2 separate regions of the Homo sapiens genome follow, and region 2 is linked to region 1. A link is a loop called in an ENCODE intact Hi-C map of the cell type or tissue named here. Cell type or tissue: CD4-positive, alpha-beta T cell. All regions are shown on one strand.

Region 1 (8,000 bases):
AATACTCACATAAAACTGCTCTTTCCGCAACCAGGGGGCCCATAAAGCAGGTAGCCACGTCTGTAAGGAATGCCTAGGGATAGAGCCAGGATGATCATGTCTTTTGCCCCGGATATCTACGTTCATTCCCAGCCCTGCCCCCTGGAAGCCTGATAACCTTGGTACGGAAATAAATCATTCTCATACACAACTTTTCATTCCTCTTAATCTCTGGGAATTGGACTAGAGCTTTATATCACCCCATCTGGCTGGAGACCAACCTGTCCCTTCTAAAAATGTCAAAAACAGCACAGCCAAGACCCCAGCTGCTTCTCACCTCTGTCAGTGTACCACTTGGGGTTATCGATGAATTCCTGGACGTCTCTGACAATTCGGTCAGCCAGACCCTGTTGTAGAACCACAGAATTCAGTGGTCGCCGGCGGCGTGGATAGCCAAAGGGACGCCATTCAGAGCCCACAGCTGTGTACATCACGGTCTTCCCTTCCTCCTGCTGCAAGGCTAGCTCTCGAGCTGGGAAGGAGAAGATGAGATAAAGCCAATAATTCTCTTCACCATGGCTGATTCTTCAATTAGGTGGAGCTGTGCCAAACAGCTTCCTTCTGGCCCCCTGTTCCCATGGGCTCACCCCGGCCTGCTTATTCCACTTCTCCAAACTGCTCATCTGATGTCAAATGTCCCCATCCCTGCAATGTCCCTAGAAAGCCTGCCTGTGCCATCCCACACCTTCCTCCAGGATGTTGAAGAAAACCTTTCGGTCAGTGCCCAGGGCCGTGAAGGTGACAGATTCCCAAGGAGTCCCCGTCTGCAAGTCTATCATCTGCATCTCTCGACTTCGTTCTACCCGAATCCATTTCCCCCGATACCTGAATAAGAACGATCAAAACTGAGTGAGTGAATGGGTCAAACCCAGCTCCCATCATTCTTTTCTACTCTCACAGCCCTCCCTAGCTCCCCACCTTACCAGATAAAATGGTTTCCAGGGCTGGGGACAAATTCAAACTTAGTGGAAATGCGGCCACTCTCATGCTGAAGGTACGAAGTCTCGACACTGAGGTGCTGAGTACGGGTACTGTGGCGGGTGAGCCAGCTAAGCAACCAGGCATAGCTCCTGTCTCGAGCAGGGACTTCCAGTGTGATCATGTAATGGCGCCGGAATGCCACCAGGCCCAGTTGGACACCCTTCCGGGCCAGGGCCAGGGCTGTGCCCACACCCACCAGCCCAAATCCAGCCCCAAAGTAGGGATTGTCCTTCAGAGCCAGAATAAAGTCTGAAAGTGGCATCTTGAAAGGGAAACACCAAACCTTACAGGCCCTGGGGTGTTACGAAAACCTAGGGGTGGGGAACAGTGGAGATGGGACAAAGCACAGATTAGAAATTGGACCTCCCCAGCCCTGGCCACAGGTCAGCATTACTGTGTGGGTCAATACCCTCCTTTTGTGGGGTAAGGGTGGTATTGGAATGCAAGGGTGGAGGCTCCAGGTCCCTCATCCCATTTTGTCCTTCATTAGTCTACTCATACCTGTTTCCTACCAGAGGACCATGTCTGGAGATGCCTTAAACCAAAAAGAGCTATATAAACAGGCTTCACATCAGGGTAATGGATGGACAGGATTTTTGTGGTCCCTGGGACCAGCTATGATAAAAAGGGGTCCATTGGCTGCAGTCAGCAAGGGAGAAGCGTCCGTTGACTTGTCAGTAACCCTATGTCTTGTTATGAGTAATGTCCTTCAAATATCCTCCCCCTTACGTCCCCAATATTTAACGTCTTGTTTAGACCTTTATTACCTCCCACCTAAACTGTCTTTAAAATCGTAGTTCTTGAAATGGCATTTTAATAGGTCTTCACCTCCTGCTTCACGGAACATCTACACAAGGGTCCAGATCTTTCATCATAGGGATCAGCTCCAATACCATATCTCTCTCTGCTCCAGCACCTTCAATGGCTGGCTCCCAGCAGACCCCTGAATTGGGTATAAACTCAGCCTGGTACTCAAGGCTCTCTACAATACGGCGCCCACCTACCTTTCATGGATTAGCTCCTAACACTACCTGTTTAGCAAATATGCAAATACGCAACAAATATGTTCAACAAGTAAGCAACCTCCCAACTCCTTGCTCATGCAGTGCTCTTGGCTCGGAATGCCCGTTCTTTTCTCCCTCATTCTCCCCAAATGAAAATCTGCCCATCTGCTACTTTCTCCACGGATCGTCACATCGTAGACAATAAGATCCTGAGGGACAAGAGCAAAGTTGTTTCTAGTACACCTCTCCTCCAACCCCGAACCCCGGCCACTTTGCCCTGCGCCTGGCATGCAGGGAGGTGAGCTGACAGCAGTGACCTCGGCTGAGCCTCAGAACTGGGATCCAGAATTCCAAAACACCTATGCATGGAAGGCCACAGACAAAGCTCTCCCGTCCCCGGCCCCTCCGCGACACCCAGGAACCCCCTCCTGAACCTCGCCCACACCCCAGCTCGCGCCTCCAGCCACATGGTTTGGGGTAACCCGTCACTCAGCCCTCTCACCGCCGTGACTCTCTGGCCCTCCGTCTCGATGGTTTCACCGCGCCTGCACCTTGGGGAAGCTGCGTTCGGCCCCGCCCCGGGTCCTTTCATCTACTTCCCGCCACACCCACAGAGAAGCCCACGCCACTCTACCCCAGAGCTCTCGATGGTGCTTCTCCGGCTTCAGGGCTGGAGTGGGGGTGGAGGGCGGGAAAAACCACAGAGACAAAACATAGAGTACCCCGGCAGCCGGCAAGAGGAAGAGAGAGTGGCTTCCACATCCCCAATATCCTAGAGGCGGCTGAGCCGGAGGCGGTCGCACAAAGCGGGCCCCGGGGGCCGTTCCAGCCGCGGCCGACCATAGAGATGCGGCTCCCGCCGGCTCTGGGTCTGGAGGTGAGTGAGCGGCTGCGGGGCGGAACTGGGAAGGGAATGCGGGTGGAGCGAGCTGGAGGCAAAGTTTTTCGAGCCCCGGGATCAGGGTGGGCCTGGGCGCTGGGAACTCTCGGAAGGAGGTACTGAAGGGAGCACCCAGACGAGCTGGGCCCCGGCGCTGCAGTCGCGTCACGGTTCTGGACCCCGCCCGGGTACCTGCTGCTCTCAGGACAAAATCATGACGATGCTCCATCCCAAGCCTTCCAGGTTACAAACCGCCTTTCCAGTTCGCTGGCTCTTATGATCCAGCTCCTGCCCGACGATGTGGACACTGTCATCACCTCCATTTTACAGATAGGAAAGCTGAGGCCCAGAGAAGCGAAGCGACTGTGTCTGTCCAAGACCACGCGGTGAGTCAGAGCCAGAGGCAGGTGGGAACCTGGGTCGCTAGGCCGGGGCCCGTTGTTTCTCCAGGCCTTCTCTCTGCCTTAGTCTGTCCTTTCTCTTCCTCAGCCCTCCTGCCCGGAAGATAAGCGTATTTCTTCTCTGGTGCCCACCTGTCTCCTACCTCACCCTGCCCTCCCGCAGGTGAAGGTTCTTAATCTTGACGGCTCAGCGTCCTCCTTGGCTCCCCCCGGAGGCCATGTATGGTCAAGCTTGAAGATTCCCCAGAACAGCGATAATATTCAGTAAGTGGAGGCTGCAGTTTCCAGAGAATCCCTCTGACCACGGGAGTGCACTTTCCAGCCACCTTGTGAATCCCTGTGATCTGTTGTTTTGAGTCCATGGGATTCTGGAAATAGGGACTATCAGATTGCAGGATCTTGGTTTTTGTTTGTTTTTTTTTTGAGACGGAGTTTCGCTCTTGTTGCCCAAGCTGGGGTGCAATGGTGCGATCTCGGCTCACTGCAACCTCCGCCTCCCGGGTTCCAGCGATTCTCCTGCCTCAGCCTCCCGAGTAGCTGGGATTACAGGCGTGTGCCACCACACCCTGCTGATTTTTTGTATTTTTAGTAGAAACAGGGTTTCACAATGTTCGCCAGGCTGGTCTCGAACTTCTGACCTCAGGTGATCGGCCCGCCTTGGCCTCCCAAAGTGCTGGGATTACAGGCCTGAGCCACCGCGCCCGGCCTGGTTTCTTCTTCTTTTTTTCTTTTTGCATCTTGTCTGTGACTCAATTTCATGAAGTGATTCCCATCATTCTTATTAATTACTAATTATTCAGCTTAAACTCATTTTAGCCATGTATAACAGGGTATGCAATTCAATTGTCATTCATTCCTCAGTTATGTTCCCATATTTAGTTTGAGGCCATAGTCAGTTAATGAGTTTGAAATTTCTCCAAATGTGTTACGTTATAGGTGAGGAACCACTGGTTTTGTACAAGATACCTAGCTTTACTCCAATGCAGCTCCATATCTGTGGTTCTTCACTGGAATCTTCGATTGTGGGTGATTTGTGTTCGTTGAAGTGATAATGTCAGTATCACAAAGTAATATCATTGAAGTGATAATGTCAACAAATTACTAAAAAAGCTATACATCTAGGGAGAGAGACTGACAGGTAAACAACAGTGCAGTGTGACCTCGTTTCTGATAGGGCTGTGTACAGAGTGCCCTTAGGACGCCAGAAGAGAGAAGATAAGAGTTTCGGGAAGCCAGGCCCGGCGCGGTGCCTCACGCCTGTAATCCCAGCACTTTGGGAGGCCGAGGCAGGTGGATCACCTGAGTTCTGGAGTTCAAGACCAGCCCAACCAACATGGAGAAACCCCATCTCTACTAAAAATACAAAATAGTAGCCAGGCGTGGTGGTACATGCCTGTAATCCCAGCTACTCAGGAGGCTGAGGCAGGAGAATCGCTTGAACCCAGGAGGCAGAGGTTGTAGTGAGCTGAGATCGTGCCACTGCCCTCCAGCCTAGGTGACAGACTAAGACTGTCTCAAAAAAAAGAATGTCAGGAGGCCTTCATGGTGGAAGTGACATTTGTGCAGCTTCTTCAAGGATAGTTAATTGGTTAGCCAGATAAGAGAGAGAGATTGAGAAGGGGAAAAGGCATATCAAGCCAAGAGACGCAAAAGGCTGTGAGGGTATGAAAGCAAAAGAGAATGTGGTGGGTCTGGAGAATGGCACATCATCTGGTTCAGAGATCTGCTGAGGGGAGAAGTGGGAGATGAGTCAGGGGAGGTCAGCAGGAGCCAGATGATGAAGGAAGGGCCTTCCTTATAATCCATGCTGAGGAATAGTGAGATTATCAAAGGTTAAGAGGGAAAGGGACCAGGCAAGGTGGCTCACGCCTATAATCCCAGCACTTTGGGAGGCCAAAACGGGCAGATCACCCAAGGTCAGAAGTTCGAGACCAGCCTGGCCAACATGGTGAAACTCCATCGCTGTTAAAAATACAAAATTTACCTGGGCGTGTGTGGCACATGCCTGTAGTCCAGCTATTGGGGAGGCTGAGACAGGAGAATTGCTTGAACCCAGGAGGCGGAGGTTGCAGTGAGCCAAGATCACGCCACTGCACTCCAGCCTGGGTGACAGAGCGAGACTCTGTCTCAAAAAAAAAAAAAAAAAAGGACTTCTGAGATATTTGGGCCCCACCTAATTTTGTTGCAGATAAGAAATCTGAGACCCAAATTGCTTAATGACTTGGCTAAGGGCACTTAGCTAGCAGAAGACAACCTGCAGTCATTAATATATTGGCCAATACTTGTTGGCTGTCTCCTAATATTCTGTTATCATTTTTATACTTTTTGTTCTGAACATTATCATAAAAGAAAGCCTCTATTTAGTCTCATATGGTATATATGGCATATTGCCATGCAAGAAAATGCCTAAGTGGGTGGGCACTGGGCTGTGTACCCACGCCAGCCAGGAAGAAAGTAAGAACTCTAACCTTACTTTGTTTTTCTTCTGGTTGGCTTGTCAGCATTTAAGAAGCCAAAACACACAAGTCGGTGGTGATGACAGACCCCCTTTTGGACTCACAGCCAGCCAGTAGCACCGGGGAGATGGATGGACTGTGCCCTGAGCTATTGCTGATCCCCCCGCCTCTCTCTAACCGTGGAATCCTGGGGCCTGTCCAGAGCCCCTGTCCTTCCCGGGACCCTGCACCTATACCTACTGAGCCAGGCTGCCTGCTGGTAGAGGCCACAGCAACTGAAGAGGGACCAGGGAACATGGAGATCATTGTGGAGACAGTAGCTGGAACCCTGACCCCAGGTGCTCCTGGAGAGACCCCAGGTACAAACACAGTTGCAAGCAGGCCAGTGGGACAAGCAGCTCTGAGGTTTTGTCTGGGTTATTTTTGATTCTGTATAAATATGATGAGAACACAAGGTAGCATCCTATTTTTATACTTGGAGATGTTGTCATTTGGTTTGCAGTTGGTGCATGTTGATTGAAGGCTGGCGAAGTGGTGCACAGCCTTCTACCAAGCTTTTGGCAGTCTGTCCTGCAAGGGCTTCATGTGTGCTAGGCAGTAATCCAGAAAGTAAGACCTTTCTGACACCTCCGCCCAATCCTGGCTTGTCCCTACTCTTACAGTCCTTGGAGATTCTTTCCTCCATATTGACCCTCCTACCCAGGAACTGCAGCCAGGGATTAAGCAAAAACCCTGTCTCTACCACCCTGGGCTTGGCAGGGCTTTCCAGAAGTGATCTGGTATTTCCCTGCCCTAGTTTTTTGTGTATAACATACTTTACTCATCCGAGGCATGTTGTTAAGAATAAGAGTTGAGGCCTGGTACAGTGGCATGCACCTGTAGTCTCAGCTACTTGGGAGGCTGAGGCAGGAAGATTGCTTGAGCCCAGGAGTTAGAGGCTGCCGTATGTTATGATCATACCTGTGAATAGCCACTGCACTCCAGCCTGGGCAATATAGTGAGACCCCCATCTCTTTAAAAAAACAAAACAAAACAAAAAAGTAGGAGTTGAGCATTTGTATTTATCTCAGATGAAAGATTCTCCCTTTATTCATCCCATTATCCTCACCTCTTATTTTTAGGAAGCTTCCCTGTTTTTTAATTACCGTCCTCCAGCCATAGTTGTCACCACTTCAGTTGGCACTGTAGTATAGTGACAAAGAATATTGGGAAAGATTAGCTAATTTGACCATATAATATTTCCAAACTTCCATATGGTGAAAGAAATTTAAAAAAATAAAAAGCCTAGGAAAAACATTCGCAATATGTAAGAAAGAGTTAATATCTTTAAAATTCAAAGAGCCACAGTAAGAAAAAGAAACCATCTTTTTTGTTGTTTGCTTTGCTTTTTTTGTTTTCTTTTGGTTTTGGGGGTTTTGTTGAGACAGGGTCTTGCTCTGCCACCCAGGCTAGAGTGCAGTGGCACAGTTACGGCTCACTGCAGCCTTGACCTCCTGGGCTTAAGCAATCCTCTTGCCTCAGCTTCCCATGTAGCTGGGGCCACAGGTGTATACCACCCACACTCAGCTAGTTTTTAAATTTTCTTTGGTAGAAACGAGGTCTCACCTTGTTGCCCAGGCTAGTCTTGAACTCCTGGGCTCAAGCAATCTTCCCACCTCGGCCTCCTAAAGTTTTGGGATTACAGACATGAGCCATCGCACCCAGCAGAAACCTTTTTTTTTTTTTAAATGGGAAAAAGAAATCTATGTGCAATGCTCTAAAGAAGAAATAAAAGTAGTAACCATATGGAAGGATGCTTAATCTCACTAGCAAAGAAATAAATTCCAGTTAAAAATAAGAGATGTGGCTGGGCATGGTGGCTCATGCCTATAATCCTAGCACTTTGGGAGGCCGAGACAGGCAGTTGCCTGAGCTCAGGAGTTTGAGACCAGCCTGGGCAAGATGGTGAAACCCCACCTCTGCTAAGATACAAAAAATCAGCTGGCATGGTGGTGGGCACCTGTAATCCCAGCTACTCAGGAGGCTGAGGCAGGAGAATTGCTTGAACCCGAGAGGCGGAGGTTGCAGTGAGCCAAGATCGCACCACTGAACCCTAGCCTGGACAACAAAGCGAGATTCTGTCTCAAAAAAAAAAAAGGAGATGCATTTTGGCATAAATTAAACATTTTTAATAATACCTAGTGTTGATGAGGCTATAGGAAACACTATGTTACAGCTTATGGAGATACAAATTAGTATA
Region 2 (8,000 bases), 470 kb after region 1:
GCAGTGGTGCGATCTTGGCTCACTGCAACCTCCGCCTCCCAAATTCAAGTGATTCTCCTGCCTCAGCCTCCCAAGTAGCTGGGATTACAGGCATGCGCCACCATGCCCTGCTAATTTTTGTATTTTTAGTAGAGACGGGGCTTCACCATGTTGGCCAGGCTGGTCTCAAACTCCTGACCTCAAGTGATCCTCCTACCTTGGCCTCCTAAAGTGCTAGGATTACAGGCGTGAGCCACTGCACCTGGCCTTTAGTGTTTTCTTTTGATGTAAAATTTGTAGACAATGAAGTGCACAAATCTTAAGTGTATATTCACTAAGTTTCAACTAATAGGTGCCCCTGTGTAATCCCAATGCCCATCAATATAGAAAACATTACCATCATTCCTAAAAATCCTCTCATGTCCCCCCATGGCTGGTTTGTCTCTGCCTCCATCCTCCCAGAGGTAACTTCTGCTCTGATTATTTTCAGATTAGTTTCACCTGTTCTAGAACTTCATAGAAGTGGAAGGCTTCTTTTACTCAGTGTAATGTTTTTAAGATACATCATGTTGTGGAGTATATCAGTAATTCAGTCCTTTTTATTGATGAGAATGACTCCATTGTATGACTATTCCACTGTATGTTTAGCCATTCTCCTATTGATGGACACCTGGACTGTTTCTAGTTTTTGGCAATTATCAATAAAGCTATTGATATTTTTGTGAACATATTATTTTCATTTCTCTTGGGCATATTCCTAGGAGTGGGATTGCTGGGTCAGAAAGTAGAAGAAACTGCCAGACCTTTTACCAAAGTGTTTGCACCATTTTACATTCCCACTAATTATATGTGAGGATTCCAGCTATACTACAACCCACTAATAGTCGATATTATCATGCTTTTGTATTTTTAGTCATTCTGGTGATGTGATGTTTGATTGTGTAATGAGATTTCTTTTCTTTTTCTTTCTTTTTTTTCTTTTCAGATAGAATCTCACTTTCACCCAGGCTGGGTCTCAGCTCACTGCAACCTCTGCCTACGAGGCTCAAACAATTCTCCCACCTCAGCCTCTTGAGTAGTTGGGACTATAGGTGCATATCAGCACGCCTGGCTAATTTTTGCATTTTTTGTAGAGATGGGGTTTCGCCAGGCTGCCCAGGCTGGTCTCAAACTCCTGGCCTCAAGTGATCCACCTGCCTTGGCCTCCCAAAGTGCGTGGATTACAGGCGTGAGCCACTGTGTCTGGCCCACATTGTTGATAAAACCTTCCTTTCCCTCACTGGATTGCTTTGGAACTTCTGTTGAAAATCAAGTGATGGTGTAAGTGTGGCTCTATTTCTAGGATTTCTTTTACATTCTAGGTTTAGCTGAGTTTTGCCATGAGCTCAGTGTTGTCAAATCTTCAATTTTTTTTTTTTTTTTTTTTTTTTTTAAGATGGAGTTTTGCTTTTGTCTCCCAGGCTGGAGTGCAATGGTATGATCTCGGCTCACTGCAACCTCTACCTCCCGGGTTCAAGTGATTCTCCCGCCTCAGCCTCCTGAGTAGCTGGGATTACAGGTGCATGCCACCATGTCCAGCAAATTTTCATATTTTTAGTGGAGACAGGGTTTCACCATGTTGGCCAGGCTCTTCTTGAACTCCTGACCTCAGGTGATCCACCCGCCTTGGCCTCCCAAAGAGCTGGGATTACAGGCATGAGCCATGGCGCCCAGCCCAGATCTTCAAAATTTTAAAGGAGAGTGTATAAATCCAGATGTTTTTAAATGTGAAAAAGCCTCAAGGTTTAAAAGTCAGAAACCAATTCTAATTTAAACAAACAAGGAAACCAATCCCAGGCAGTCAAAGAAACTCATCTGCAGGCTGAACTAGATGTGTGGCATTGGAACAGGGAGAGGTAGTTTCAGCAGGAGTCTGGATACATGTGTGTATATATATGTATATAAAATTATTTTTTGAGACAAGGTTTTGGTCTGTTGCCCAGGCTGGAGTGCAGTGGTGTGATCATGGCTCATTGCATCCTTGACCTCCTGGGCTTGAGCAATCCTCCCACCTCAGCCTCCTGAGTAGCTGGGACCACAGGTGTGTTCCACCACACCTGGCTAATTTTGAAAATTGCTTTGTAGAGGTATGAGGTTCCACTGTGTTGCCCAGGCTGGTCTTGAATGCCTGGGCTTAAACGATCCTCCTGCCTCGACCTCCTAAAGTGCTGGAATTACAGGGGTGAGCCACTGTGCCCAGCCTGGATATATGTATATTAAAGTATAAATCAAGGGTCTTATTTTAATTGAAAGATAATGGGAGTGTTCTCAGGGCAAGTAGGTGGGTTCCAGTGGTCAGTGAAAGTCAATAAGAATTCACTGCAAGGGTAAAATTAAAGCCTGTGGGTCAAGGTTTCCTTGGTGCCTAGGAAAGTGGAGGAGCACATTTGTGAAGCTATTAGAATTGCATTTAGAAACCGTAAGGACAGGAAGGGCTAAGGGGAGGCACTGAGTGGAGGCAGTTGACAAACCAGTGACAGGAAAGACACAGGGCCAAGAGAGCCCAAAGTGAGCTGATTTGGAGAATCTGGAGCAGAGGGAATAAAGAGAATCACAGGTCTCTAAACCCAGGGCCCAGAAAGATGCTCCCTGGAATTGGCTGGAGGCTTCCTTGGCTCTGTGGGTGGAAATTGAGACAGAGCAGCCAGAAGACATACAACTGCACATGCCAGAGCTTAGAGCAGTTTCTCAGCTGCACCACAGACCTCCTGCCACCATGGTTGAATTATGACTGTTTAACATTTTAAAATTATTTTTTAAACATTGAAAATATGTAATGGGAACTATGTCACATGTTTCAAAAAAAAAAAAATTAAAAGCTATTCACAAGGAGTCTTCTTCCCACCTGTCTCCCATCTGCCCAGTTTCCATCTAGAACCCCTCCACCCTCCAGCCCCCTGGTCACCATTTGTGAGGTTTATTTTTACTGCAACCATGGATACCGCTTTGGCAGCCAAGTCCATCAGACAGAATGTTGACTATGCAGGTTGGGCCATATCGGGTAGAGCTTGGTACGGCTGGCCACGTGTAAGAGAAAATAAGCAAGCCTGCATCAAAGACAGATAAAAGTTTGTTAGAACTTGCTAGAGCCTTGACTCATGAATATGTAAGGGAGTGTTATCAGGGAAGGAAATCATTCCTGTTAAACTGTGACATGGTGCTTGCTATGGACTCAAAATGTTTGTGTCTTCACCAAGTTTATATGTTGAAGTCCTAACCCCTGTTGTGATGGTATTTGGAGGTGGGGCCTTTGGAGAGGTGATAGATTATGAGGGTAGGGCCCCCATGTGGAATTAGTGTCCTCATAAGAACAGGAAGAGACCAGACCTCTCTTTCTTTCTCTCCACCACATGAGGACACATTGAGAAGGCAGCCATCTGCAAGCCAGGAGGGTGCCCTCATCATAACCCAACCATGCTGGCACCCTGATCTGGGGCTTCTAGTCTCCAGGACTGTGAGAAGCACATTTCTGTTGTTGAGATCACCAGTATTTTGTTATGGCAGCCCAAGCTGGAGGACCAAAAAACTGTGAAACGATCTTCAGTTCTCAGAAACTTGCTTTCTGTATACCTTTTAATCCCTTGGCCAGTAAGTCCAAATGTGCTGTATTTGAAAGTGTGGGTTCACTCAGAGAGGCTGAGAACCTTCTGGAAGAAGGGTCTGTGGGCTGGAAATGGGGGTTGACCATGGGGACAGGACTGTTAAGTGCTTGGAACCTGTGACAAGTTGAGGAACATGGGACCACATGGGTGATATCGTTTAATTGCTCAGTGCAAACTCCGCTCACACTCCGGCAATGGCTAAACTCTCATCTAGGAGCACTTTAAGGGGAGAATGAATGTATGTGAAAGGGTTTGCAAACTTTAAAGGGTGGTGTTAAGTTCTAGACGTGGGCTGCCGAACCCAATTTACAGTTGTACTTCCATAGGGTAGAGGAATTTTCACGTGGGTTACTTCCTTGTGCTCCTCCAGTTATTTGGTTTGATTTGAAGATAATGCTGCCCTCTCCTGGACTGGTCTTGCAACTCCAGGCCCTGGCCTCCAAGAGTAGATTCTGCACCTGCCCCCGCCTCCCCCCACCAAGCAACCTTGCGTGATCTCAGGTGTTATCAGAACAGTTAGTGGTCTCCTGCTCTGCTAAGTCATTTCTTACAGCCGTGGTGGGCTTAACTTTCCCTCCAGTGTTATTTCCCAGAGACTGGAGGCAAGAGAAACATAGGGCAAGTCACTGGTGGGTCCTCAATTTCTAGAAATAGAATCCTTCTTTTCTTCTTTTGCTTTGCTTTCAACAACTGTTTATTGTACCCTCTACTTGCCAAGGAGATGTGTAATGTCTCCTAGGCACATGGGATACAGTGGTCAAAATGGATACGGATCCCTGCCTTCGTGAAGCTTATATGCACCAGAGGAGGCAGACAATAAACAATAGCCTCTATAATAAACAAGCAAATGGTATAGGATGTTAGGAAGGGATGACTGCAGCAAGGAAAGAAGCATGTGTTAAATTGATGAGGGCAAGGGATATCAGGAAGTCTTGGGGAGGTGCAGATGCAGATGGGGGACAGTGTGGGCCTCAGCAAGAAGGTGGGTTGGAGAAAACACTTAGAAGAGGTGAGGGAATTACCTGCAGGAGCAGCTAAGGAAGAGCTTTCTGAGGGGGTGAATGGCCAGAGTCAATGCCCTAAGGCAAGAGCTGTACAAGGCCAGTATGTCTGGAGCTGAGCTACAAGGGGTGAAGTGGAAGTGGTTAGAGGGTGTTATGGGTTGAATAGTGTCCTCTCCCCGCAAATTCATATTTTGAAGTTCTAAACTCCAGTACATCAGAAGGTGGCCTTATCTGGAATTGGGGTCATTGCAGATGTTATTAGTTAAGATAATGTCATTAGAGGGGGGACACTAATCCAATATGACTGCTGTCCATATAAAAAGGGACACAGAGAAATGCACAGAGGAAGAATGCACCGTGAAGTGGAAGGCAGAGATTGGGGTGATGCCTCTACTGGTCAAGGAACACCAAAGATTGCCAGCAAGCACCAAAGCTGGGAAGAGGCACAGAACAGACTAGATTCTCCCTTATAGCCTTTGGAAGGAACTAACCCTGCTACATTTTGGTCTCGAACTTCTGGTCTCCAAAACTATGAGATAAGAAATTTCCGTTTGTTCAAGCTGCACAGTTTGTGGTACTGTGTTATGGCAGCCCTAGCAAACAAATCCAGAGGGGTAATGAGGTGGGATGGGGGGAGAGGGTGAGGGCAGGGAGATAGAGTAAAGCCTTGAAGGCCTTTAAGGACTTTAGGTTTTATCAGATTCACTTTTTCTCATGATAAAGTGGGATTTATTCCAAAAATTCAAGCATTATTCAACACCGGAAAACCATCAATATCATTCCCATACTAGATACTTTTGTAGCTCATAAGCATGATGATTCAGTGTCCAAGTGCATGCATGAGATGTGCCTCCCTCAAACCTTGTCACAACATCAGCACGTTGCTCATCTGACATGAACAAAATATACATAATTCACATATGAATGTATCTCAGAATAAAAAAAGTCATATAACTATCTTCATAAGCCTTTGACAAAATTCAAAGCCATTTTTTTTTAATAGATGAGGGGCTCTCCATGTTGTCCGGGCTGGTGTTGAACTCCTGGGCTCAAGGGATCCTGCCACCTCGGCCTCCCAAAGCACTAGGATTACAGGCATGAACCACCAAGCCTGGCTCAAAACCTATTCTTGATTTAAAGAATAAACTTAATAAAATAAAATACAGATGGTTTCCAACTTATGATGATTTGACTTAAAAATTTCCACTCTATGTTGGATTTATCAGGACATAATACCATGGCAAGTCAAGGAGCATTTGTAGGTGCTTTAAAAGCAAGTATTAACTAAACTCCAGATTTTATTTGGATTTGGCCTGTTTTTCCATTATCCCCTCTTTCTATTCCAGGATCCAATCCAAGACACTACATTTCATTTAGTTGTTAGCTCTCCCCAATCTCCTGTGGTCTGTGACAGTTTTGCTCAGTTTTTTTCTTGTTTTTTATGACTTTGACAGTCTTCAGAAATACTGGCCGGGTGTCCTGTAGAATGTCCCTCAATCTGCCTGATGTTTTTCTCATGATGCCTCTGAGGTTATGGGTTTTGGAGGGCATACCCCAGAGATAAGGTGCCTTCTCATCACATTGTATCAGTTGTACCTGAGGTCTATATATCCTCCCTGGTGATATGAGCCTTCCTCACTTGGGTAAGGTAGTGTTTGCCAGGTTTTTCTGCCATAAACTTAATTAAAATGCACTTAAAATGTTTAAAGCAATAGAATTTGTACTTTGGAGACATTGTGATAGGGACAGGAGGCAGGGAAATTCTGGGCAGAAGAGGGTGGGTCCTTGGCGAGGGCCCCACCCTCAAGCCGAAAAGCCTGGTACCACGGCCTAAAGTGAGAACATACATCTCTGTTTTCCTGCATGAATGTTGCCTTTTCCCAAATCACCCATGGCCTGCCCCACCCCCCATCCTGTGCCCATGGAAACTCCAGGCTCAGCTGGCAGAGAGAGGAGAAGCAGCTGGATGTCAGAGACTATGGCTGGACGTCAGAGAGAAGTGTCTTGACTTCAGAGGGAGAGTTTGATGGTATAGCTTTGGGGGAGGATTGCCTTCCCACCCCATCCCCTTTTCAACTCCCCATCCTGCTGAGAGCCACCTTCATTTGTAGTAAAATCTCCCTCATTTACCATCTTTCAAATTGGTTCGTGTGACCTCTTTTCTCTTGGACACCAGACAAGAACTGGGGTGCCACAAGTGTGGGTGCCGAAGTCTGTCACACTAACCCTCCACTAAGCTGTTAACACTTAAGCCATCCATGGACAGCAGAGCTAAAAGAGTACTGTAACACTTCCTCTGGGGCTTCAGGGGTTGTGGGCACCCCCGCCAGATGCTGCTGTGGGGCCAGTATAGAATTTGTTTCTGCTGGTGCCTGAAAAGTACTCACCCCGGCTCTTGTACCTGCTCACCTGCATGCTCCCCCTCCCATGAGTGAGGAGTGCAGTGAGTCCTAGTGAGTAGAGTTTGCCCCTGTCTATTGAACTAACGCCAAAGCAGCTGGCTAATTCCAGCACCTACACTCCAGTTCCCACCTGCAAAGGGGTCAGGGAAATATCCTGCTTCAGTTGCAGTATACTAAGAAGGAGTGACAATGATCTGACATGCATTGTAAAAGGATTGCTCCCTCTGGTGTGATGAGAATATACCACAGAACACAATGGGTGGGAGCAGGGATGAGCAGGGTTGTTTCAATGATATAGGTGAGAAGGGACACTGGGTGGCAGAAGATAGGGCAATAGCAGTGGAGTTGGTGAGAAAACAGGAGCTGCAATTTACTTTGGCAGAGTCAGCAGCAGTTTCTGGTGGATTGACTGCTGAGTGTAAGAGATAAAGATGCATCAGCGATGAGTCCATGAGTTTTGGCAATTGGAAGAATAGTTGCCATCCATTGAGCTAAGATGAGAATTCTGTTCTGCTGTTTCTCCTCTCCACTCCTTCAGTATTTCATCTATCTAACACATATTTAACTGGCATCAAGACTGGCTACATAATTTTCAGTACCCATTACAAAATGAAATTGTAAGCCTCTTTTCATTTTTTTAAAATTTTTATTTATTTATTATTTTTTTTTGAGACAGAGTCTCACTCTGTCACCCAGGCTAGAGTGCAGTGGCACAGTCTTGGCTCACTGCAACCTCCGCCTCCCGGGTTCAAGTGATTCTCTTGTCTCAGCCTCCTGAGTAGCTGGGACTACAGGTGCATGCCACCACGCCTGGCTAATTTTTGTATTTTTTAGTAGAGATGGGGTTTCACCATATTGGCCAGGCTGGTCTTGAACTCCTGACCTTGTGATCCTCCCACCTTGGCCTCCCAAAGTGCTGAGATTACAGGCATGAGTCACCGTGCCTGTCCTAATTTTTTAAAATTAAAATTAAA

Evidence for each region. A loop is a pair of places that touch in the nucleus more often than their neighbours do. Peaks named below come from ENCODE experiments on the same cell type or tissue, not always from the same donor. Only the 100,000 strongest peaks of a DNase experiment are listed, where the experiment ranks them.
Region 2: it touches region 1 in a loop (1.9-fold over the local background); 2 of 110 quality-filtered maps call a loop at or near these places.

What each region holds. Positions count from the first base shown.
Region 1 is chr2:218,654,270-218,662,269 of GRCh38, reverse strand. ZNF142 (zinc finger protein 142) reads left to right here and starts at 2,647. Exons shown (of 11, transcript NM_001379659.1): 1 at 2,647-2,901; 2 at 3,140-3,290; 3 at 3,394-3,569; 4 at 5,807-6,120. The coding sequence starts at 5,841. It overlaps BCS1L (BCS1 ubiquinol-cytochrome c reductase complex chaperone), which reads right to left and starts at 2,587. Exons shown (of 8, transcript NM_001079866.2): 1 at 2,527-2,587; 2 at 963-1,331; 3 at 725-864; 4 at 317-511; 5 at 10-73. The coding sequence starts at 1,282. RefSeq lists enhancers at 2,464-2,593, 3,404-3,523. In CD4-positive, alpha-beta T cell, a CTCF peak has its summit at 3,552 (motif pointing left); DNase peaks (open chromatin) are centred at 2,589 and 3,499; H3K4me3 peaks cover 1,752 bases; H3K27ac peaks cover 1,189 bases.
Region 2 is chr2:218,182,498-218,190,497 of GRCh38, reverse strand. LOC124906159 (small nucleolar RNA U13) reads left to right here and starts at 5,416; the gene lies at 5,416-5,519. In CD4-positive, alpha-beta T cell, CTCF peaks have their summits at 3,786 and 3,992 (motif pointing left); a DNase peak (open chromatin) is centred at 4,037.